2 separate regions of the Homo sapiens genome follow, and region 2 is linked to region 1. A link is a contact called in ENCODE Hi-C or POLR2A ChIA-PET data. All regions are on one chromosome and are shown on one strand. The core of a region is the stretch at or near the end of the contact, and the rest is flanking DNA. Distances in the headings are between cores, read along the strand shown.

Region 1 (4,040 bases), core at 1,541-4,040:
ATCACTCTACCACTAACCCTGGGGCCTTCCCCTTCCCATCCCCCAGCTGCAGATGAACCTTTCTGAAATAAGCCTTTAATCATATCTTTTCAAGCTCAGAGATATTTAATTGACTCCCTGTTAGAATAAAACCTTTAGATTATGAGGCTGACACACTGCCTGCCGTGCTAAGAAGGTGCTTAAAATAAAATATAAACTCTTTAACACACCATTCAAAGCCCTCTATTTGACCCTAACCTACCTTTCTTAGCTTCTACTATTCTTCTCACTCCTTAATATTATAGCTGAAGTAAACTATATTCTGTTCTTTAATATCTTCTGACAATGTCCTAACCCTGTGTCTTATTTTATGGGTTATAATACATCTTTCATGAAATGCTTTTGTCCAGCTCTCTCTCTTCTATAAAACTTACCTTTATTCCTCAATCATGGAATAATTTTTCCTGCCTCTTCACTGCCATAACTCTTTATCTGTACCTTGTATTATGATCATTATTTTATGTACTTACCTTCCTGGTCCATAAACTCCTTAAAGTCATGGTTTGTTTATCTAATGCATATTTTTATGACTCTTTCCTTCTACTTTACTTGTTTCCATCCTCCTAGCCTAATATAGTTTCTGGGCCAATATTTTAAATAGAAACAAATAACAAGAGTAGATATTTGATGCTTCTAAATTATTTTTAGCTCTTCTCCCTAAAAATACCTTTAATCTTATTACAATAAATTCTTCAAATTTTCAGATTCCAAAATCAAATGAGTAAGAAAGACATAAAAATTAGAGGCAATTTTTAAAAAATGAAATTCAAATTTAATAATAATTTTTAATATTGTATGTTTTAGTTGCATTACTTGAAGATATATTTTGAAGGCTGGCATAAACAAACTAGGAAAGAAAGTTTTAGACTTAGATTGCCACTTAAAAAATATGTTTTTCTTTATATTCAAACATAATTGAATTTCCAGTAATCAAAATGCCAACTTTTTTTATTTAAACCACTTCTTATTAAAATAACTTTGTCAGGGCATAACTAGCATAGGACCTGGCGTAAATTAGGTCTTCAGTAAAGGTTTGCTGAACTTAAGTGCATCATATACTCCCAGGCCTCTTCAAATGCCATATCTTAGTCTGTTTTTAGTAATTCAAAGACAACATTATGACCTTTCATTATTAATCTGCATGCTAATACAGTTCTGTGGTTGTTTTCTTGTCTGTTCCTTGTCAGGCTATCTCCAATATCCAGACTTCCTCCTCACTTTGTAATTTGCTGCTTTTATTTTATAGAGTAAAACAAACCACAGGTACTTTGGAAAGTACATCTCTTAGCACTTCTCTGGTCTCAGTGACAGTCATGTATCCCAGGAAAAGCCAAGCTTAGTTATGGATCTTATATTAAATAAGAGTTAAGATTCCAAGTGAGCTATAAAGTCTGTAGTTTTTTTTGTTTGGTTTTTTTTTGGGGGGGGTGCTTTTTGTGTTGGCAAATTCAGCCAGCGTGAGGTTTTTTGTTTGTTTCTTTTTTGTTTTTTTGCCTTAAATCTGGATTCAAAGTTATGTTCTGGGGCTTGAAATTACCAGAAGCCTGACTGGATTTTGGGGAGTTGGGGAGGGAGTTCTAGTTCATAGGCAATATACAGTCTTTACTCTTCAGATATCTTCACTCATAAATGAAGGTAGTAGTGACAGAGAGAATGAAAACAGACAACTTTTTGCCTCCTTTAAACCTTATTTTGGTCAGATGTTCAGGTGATATATATACTACATTCTGTTTTGATTTGTGTTAAATAAGGAGAACATTAGAAGATTTGATTCTACTGTTGCTACTCACCAGGTGATTGGACAAATCTTTCTTTAAGCCTTCTGACTGAACTTTCTCTTTTATAATAGGGGGATAATTATTCTTTTATAATGGGGGATAATTATTCTGTCCACCTTACAAGGTTATGACAGAATGAGAATAAGGTTAATGGTGTGAAATCCTTTAAAACATCGAAATGCTACATAACGTGTGTTCTGTTTACTATTGGTATTTAAACTATACCTGGAAAAGACTATTCTTTTACTGAGTATAGTACTATTACCAGTTTTAATGTGACTTTTCTTCCTGAGCAGCTTGTTCTATATATTTGTGTAGGCAAAAACAGCTGGAAGACATCCTGGTTCTGGCCAAACAGTTCCATGAGACAGCTGAGCCTATTTCTGACTTCTTATCTGTCACAGAGAAAAAGCTTGCTAACTCAGAACCTGTTGGCACTCAGACTGCCAAAATACAGCAGCAGATCATTCGGCACAAGGTAGGGAGTGGTTACAGTAAATGAAAATAGAAAACTGGAATTAGAAATCCTAGAAATGAGTAAACTGCCTGCAGCATTCTAGAGGATGTGTGTTTTGTGGGTTTAACTTAAAATATGGTCAGATTATTAATTGGAAAAGTCACATTCTTGAAATACAAATAGAAATTGACTGATAGGCTACCACCGGAATAAACAGCTTTTGTTCCCAATTTTTATATTATTTTTGCCTTTCAGTCGGTGAGTTTTTTAATTGTTTAATTTGTTGTATCATTTGTTATTCATCATTTTGTGTTTACTTTTCATTTATTTTGTTTCTGTTATTCATTTTTTCCATCTGGATTTCCAGGCTCTGGAAGAAGACATAGAAAACCATGCAACAGATGTGCACCAGGCAGTCAAAATTGGGCAGTCCCTCTCCTCCCTGACATCTCCTGCAGAACAGGGTGTGCTGTCAGAAAAGATAGACTCATTGCAGGCCCGATACAGTGAAATTCAAGACCGCTGTTGTCGGAAGGCAGCCCTACTTGACCAAGCTCTGTCTAATGCTAGGCTGTTTGGGGAGGATGAGGTGGAGGTGCTCAACTGGCTGGCTGAGGTTGAGGACAAGCTCAGTTCAGTGTTCGTAAAGGATTTCAAACAGGATGTCCTGCACAGGCAGCATGCTGACCACCTGGTATTCATGTTTCCATTTTTATTGGTTATGTTATTCTGTTATTTTGTTATTTTGATTCATGTTTCTCTTCATTTATTTTTTTTTCTTCATTACAAACACTTCAACTTTATTTTATACACAAGTGCATAGTTAGTGGACTTGATGCTGACTGCTAATCTGTTTTTGGATGAGTCCATGGAAATACTTATATTTAACAAGTTAAATCAGTAATTCTAGAAGATGGTACAGGGTATATAGTCAGGGGCCATCTGAACTCCAACTCATGATTTACATTATTAGGTGATGGGTCACTAAGATTCTATTTGAGCAGTTTTATGAAAGATAATGTGCTTTAACAAAACCAGATCTATCTGTGTAGTGCCCAGGATTTGATCATACAGTTAAAAAACTTTTAGGATATTTCTGGATTTGTTCAAATTCCGGGGATTCTGTGTCATCTTAATAGAAGAGTTTGCCTTTTTCATTTCATTTTTATGAAATCTGTTTGGGAGAGTAAAAATAGGTAATTTTTCTAATAGTCTGATTCTTTTGCTTCGTCAACTTTAAATATGAAGAGAGTTTTTAACCAGGATTCTGATTTAAGTCAGTCTGTTCTTACTGAATTTCTTCTCTTGAACTTTCTGTTTATTCCTTATTTTGGACACAGTAGACAATTTTGCTCAATTTCACTTCTGCCTTTCTTGGGTTCAGGTTTGGTACCAATAATTGGTAAAGCTGATGTAATTCTAAGTTTTTCTCATCCAGCGCATAGGAAAGCTTGCCTATAGGTATCTGATTTAATTATTTTGAATAGTCAATGGGCTAACCAAGGAGAAGATGAGGGGATCAAATATCTGATGTTTAAATTAAACTAGTATTCATCTCTTTACTTTAAATTTGATCTCTTAAAGGTCTCGCATTTTGTTTCATTTGTAGTGCCACAGTTTCAGGATTAATGGTATTCTTTCCTTTCAGGCTTTAAATGAAGAAATTGTTAATAGAAAGAAGAATGTAGATCAAGCTATTAAAAATGGTCAGGCTCTTCTAAAACAAACCACAGGTACTTTGAAAAGTGTGTCTCTTAGCACCCCTA
Region 2 (4,040 bases), core at 524-3,023, 39 kb after region 1:
TACTATTTAAATATCTTTTTAATATTTGTAGTTACTTATATTGTATGTTATAATTACAAGGTATCTGAGAAGTGTAGTGTGGAGATCGTAATTGGCCGTGGCCTGAAGTATGCTGATTATGGCCAGCCAGCCAAGATTTAATGGGACCAAATTAGACTTGCAAAAAAGATTGGATGCTTTGACTCCACTTGGTAACTCTAACCTTTCAGATCTTTTTGAGTGCTGTGGGGTCCTGTGTCCTCCAATGTGGAAGGAAGTTGCATGAGTAAAATCTGTCTCTCTGATATGAAATTATAAACACTAGTTGTTGATTTCAGGCCCTCAAACATCCCAGGCCTTGCAAGTCACTATAGAAATGTTCTAGGCAAGTGGGAAGAACAGGGGATAAGAGAAAAAAACTAAAGATGAGAACAAACTGGCTTTAAAAAAACATCATTGCTTGAGAGTGTCCAATATGCCTATTTGCTAATGACTGTGTGTGAATGCTAGGGTGCCTTTGAAGAGTCCTGACACCCTCTTCTACTGCTCCATTGATCAGGAGAGGGTCAGATGACTTCTAATGTTGAGAACGGAATTATGAAGTTCATTTTATACACAGGCAACTGAGGCCTCAAAGATCACATGCCTACTCTCACACAGCTAGTGTCAGCCACTGCAAGAACCCAAGTCTCTGTAAGAGGTTTTCCTTTTAAAAGGTGGAAACAACAGTTACTGACCCTTAGGACTCTTATTTGTTCTTTGCCTCACTGACAACCTTGTCCTACCAGGTGTGCACAGGTCTCCATTTTTAGAGCTGCCATAATCCCTCCTACCACTTGTGACTCTGGCCTCAACTTCCCCAGCTACACTGGCTGCTGGCTTGGTCAAACCTCCTTTCCCCCATAGCTTAGCAGAAACAAGTTAGAATCTTTCAAAGAGAGCTTTAGTGTGAAATTAAGGTTGGGGGGGACATGAAATATATGGAGTGATAAATTATAGTACACAGTATTCCAAGAATAAAGTACTCTTGTGGTTCCTTCCTGATTCACCCTGGGGTACACACAGGTGCATACTCCCTGCCTCTCACCCATCCAGAGAAAACCCTTTGCAGTGACTCAGGTCCAAGAGCACTGCTCTTGGGTGGAATCCTCCATATCTCTCAGAACCTCCCACAGGGCTTCTCATTTTCACTTGTGGGGCCCAGCTTCTGAGAGGGGGCTCTCACAGAGCCTGGGGGGCAGCTTCCTTCCCAGGACAGGACGTGTATTCTCTTTCAAGTCTGGGTTCAGTGCTGCTGCTACCACACAGTGCTTTTGCTGCAGTCACTTTGTATAAACATGTTTAAATTGTATCAGATGAAAGGTGTGGGACTTCTTTTATTTTCAAAGTAAAGGGCTGGGAGGGAGGATACAGTATTTTTCAATTGCCTTGCCTGTGCAAATACTGCATTTGAGTCAGAGCAGCTAAGGAATATGGAGAATTACCACAAGTATATTAATTTTGAGGGAGGATGGCTATATGACCTCAGATATCCTTTCTTGCATTTTCAATTTTTCTGCCTTGTTTTAAAGTTACAGTTGTCCTTTATAACTTTGAAAATCCTGGCCGGGCGTGGTGGCTTATGCCTGTAATCCCAGCACTTTGGGAGGCCGAGACGGGCAGATCACGAGGTCAGGAGATCGAGACTAACCTGGCTAACACGGTGAAACACCGTCTCTACTAAAAATACAAAAAATTAGCCGGCCTGGTGGCGGGCGCCTGTAGTCCCAGCTACTCGGAAGGCTGAGGCAGGAGAATGGCATGAACCCAGGAGGCGGAGCTTGCAATGAGCCAAGATCGCGCCACTGCACTCCAGCCTAGGCGACAGAACGAGACTCCATCTCAAAAAAAAGAAAAAGAAAAAGAAAATCCTACCAACTCCATACCCGAGGAACCCTTGAATTGAATGATTTTAGGAATTCCATTTCTCCTACCAGATGTTTGTTTGTTTTGGAAACTCTGCATACTTCTCTTTTGTTGCTCCTTACTTCATTTTGGAAAGAGGGTAATTTATGCCATGAGAAACTCCAGATGTTTAGAGCTGGGAAGTAGGAATGTTTGGGCAAGAAAAAAGGGAAAACATAAATAATCAGAAATATGCTTGTTTTAGCATCTAAAATGATTATTGGATACTGTTCATAATCATCATGGGAGCTACAATTTTTAATTGCTTCAACTCAATTTTAGTATAAATATGACCTAATCATTTGTTCAGCTGAAGAAACTTTTCTGCTGGTGACACTGCAATTAGCAAATACTTCGGGTTAATTCCTGAAAACCTGATGCAGAAAATCAGATTTTCTTCTAAGCTTGTAATGATGCTTTGCAAAGGTTTCCTTAAGGCTTGAAATAGTATTCACTATTTTCCATTTAGCTTTAAAGCATACTGTATTCAGAAGTTGATATCCACAATCTTTCTTTTAGGAAAACAAATTAGCATGCCAAGAATATGAATTTTTAATTGAGCAGAATCTCTTTTAAAAAAATAAAGTGACCTAACACTTTGTCTGTTTTCCTACCTCTCCTTTTGGTGCAGAGGCAGTGGTGTGACCATTAAAAGTGATTTTTATCCCAATAGAAAGTATATTGGCCCGGCGCAGTGTCTCATGCCTGTATTCCCAGCCCTTTGGGAGGCCAAGACTGGCGGATCACGAGGTCAGGAGTTCAAGACAGCCTGGCAAACATGTTGAAACCCCGTCTCTACTAACAATACAAAAATTAGCTGGGCGTGATGGCACACGCCTAATAAACCCAGCTACTCGGGAGGCTGAGGCAGGAGAATTGCTTGAACCTGGGAGGCAGAGGTTACAGTAAGCTGAGATCACACTGTTGTACTCCAGCCTGGGCAACAAGAGTGAAACTCTGTCTCACAAAGAAAAAAGTATATCAAGACACCAGTCTTTAGCTTGATATTTCTGCTTTTCTATTTTTAAAATCCTTTTGTGAAATATATAAAAATGCAAAATTGTGAGAGTTAACAATTCTTCTGTAGCTATCAAATTGTCATTCCTGTCTGAATACAGTCTGCTTTGGGAGAAAAACATAGATCTGCTTTAAGACATATATATTAATTAAGTTTCCTTTGATTCTACAGTTTGGGGATTCTCAGCAGTTGCGGCTGGTCCGTATTCTGCGCAGCACCGTGATGGTTCGCGTTGGTGGAGGATGGATGGCCTTGGATGAATTTTTAGTGAAAAATGATCCCTGCCGAGGTAAGGAACCATTCTAAGCATGAATTACGTGTTAGGTATGCCCCCAGCAGTGATCTTTTATGCTTACAGGAAGCATTGATGGTGGGGTCTGTCTGTTTTTTATTTTGTTAAGCTGCCCAGGTGTCATCCCACTAGCACAGATTAGAACTCAGGGGTGCCAGCATAGGCCAGGGAGAAAAAGCTGAAGAGGTTGATGCTATTTGGGGAGGTAGGTCTAGAGGAATGCAGTAATGAGAATTAAGAGTGTATTGGTGTTACTCGAATGTTTGTTTGGGGTATTAAATTAACACTATCCTAGAAAGGAGCCCAGTGAAGCCCTTTAGGTTCCCTCTTAGTGCCTCAGATCCCTTTGCCTGTAATTCCTGTGGCTGATACTCAGGGAGAGTGTTAGGCCCTTCTCATACAGGGAAGAACTGGTGAGCCCCCTGGACCAGGAGGAAGGATAAAGACACCTACATGTGAGCCCATTCACTTCTAAGACAGGTGGCCACCTAAGCAAGACCATGGGGTGTCTTTCTGCTAAATGTGAAAAGGCTGGCCCACCAGCCCAGAAGCATAAGGAGACTGTCAATTTAATATGAGCATGAGTGGTGGCATCTGCAGCTAGGGGGTGTGTGGGGACTGCAACAGGGAAGAGATGACCGGTTCCAATTGCTAAATCCTCTTCAGCTATGTCCTTGCCTTTTTCCTGTTAGCAGAGCTGCATGTGGGTGCACAGGAGGCTCCCCCACTGTCTGCCAATTTGTCTTTCTTGACTAGTTTCTGCGTTTCCTGCCCTGTCTGTTTCTTTCTGTTTACGTATTTTTTATT

Evidence for each region. Hi-C counts contacts between places; a loop is a spot of excess contacts on that map. ChIA-PET counts read pairs that join two places held with the same protein, here RNA polymerase II (POLR2A). Pooled maps may share reads with other maps.
Region 2: a map of aorta shows a loop between it and region 1 (2.3-fold over the local background). The contact joins two enhancer-like sites. A Hi-C loop is called at or near these places in 3 of 168 maps with a recorded cell type or tissue (HCT116, PC-9 and aorta) and 3 of 50 pooled maps. POLR2A ChIA-PET finds 5 or more read pairs at or near these places in 3 of 52 experiments (HEK293, activated CD4-positive, alpha-beta T cell and activated naive CD8-positive, alpha-beta T cell).

What each region holds. Positions count from the first base shown.
Region 1 is chr1:39,425,320-39,429,359 of GRCh38, forward strand. MACF1 (microtubule actin crosslinking factor 1) reads left to right here. Exons shown (of 101, transcript NM_001394062.1): 62 at 2,136-2,295; 63 at 2,642-2,968; 64 at 3,923-4,007. Among named protein-coding and RNA genes, the nearest start is that of BMP8A, 64 kb to the right of the region's middle. Within about 2 kb of position 2,791, at least 2 of the 41 ENCODE cell types and tissues checked have a DNase peak (open chromatin) inside an H3K27ac peak, as active enhancers do.
Region 2 is chr1:39,465,503-39,469,542 of GRCh38, forward strand. It overlaps MACF1 (microtubule actin crosslinking factor 1), which reads left to right. Exons shown (of 101, transcript NM_001394062.1): 96 at 3,113-3,230. Among named protein-coding and RNA genes, the nearest start is that of BMP8A, 24 kb to the right of the region's middle. RefSeq lists a silencer at 2,612-2,752. Within about 2 kb of position 1,774, at least 3 of the 41 ENCODE cell types and tissues checked have a DNase peak (open chromatin) inside an H3K27ac peak, as active enhancers do.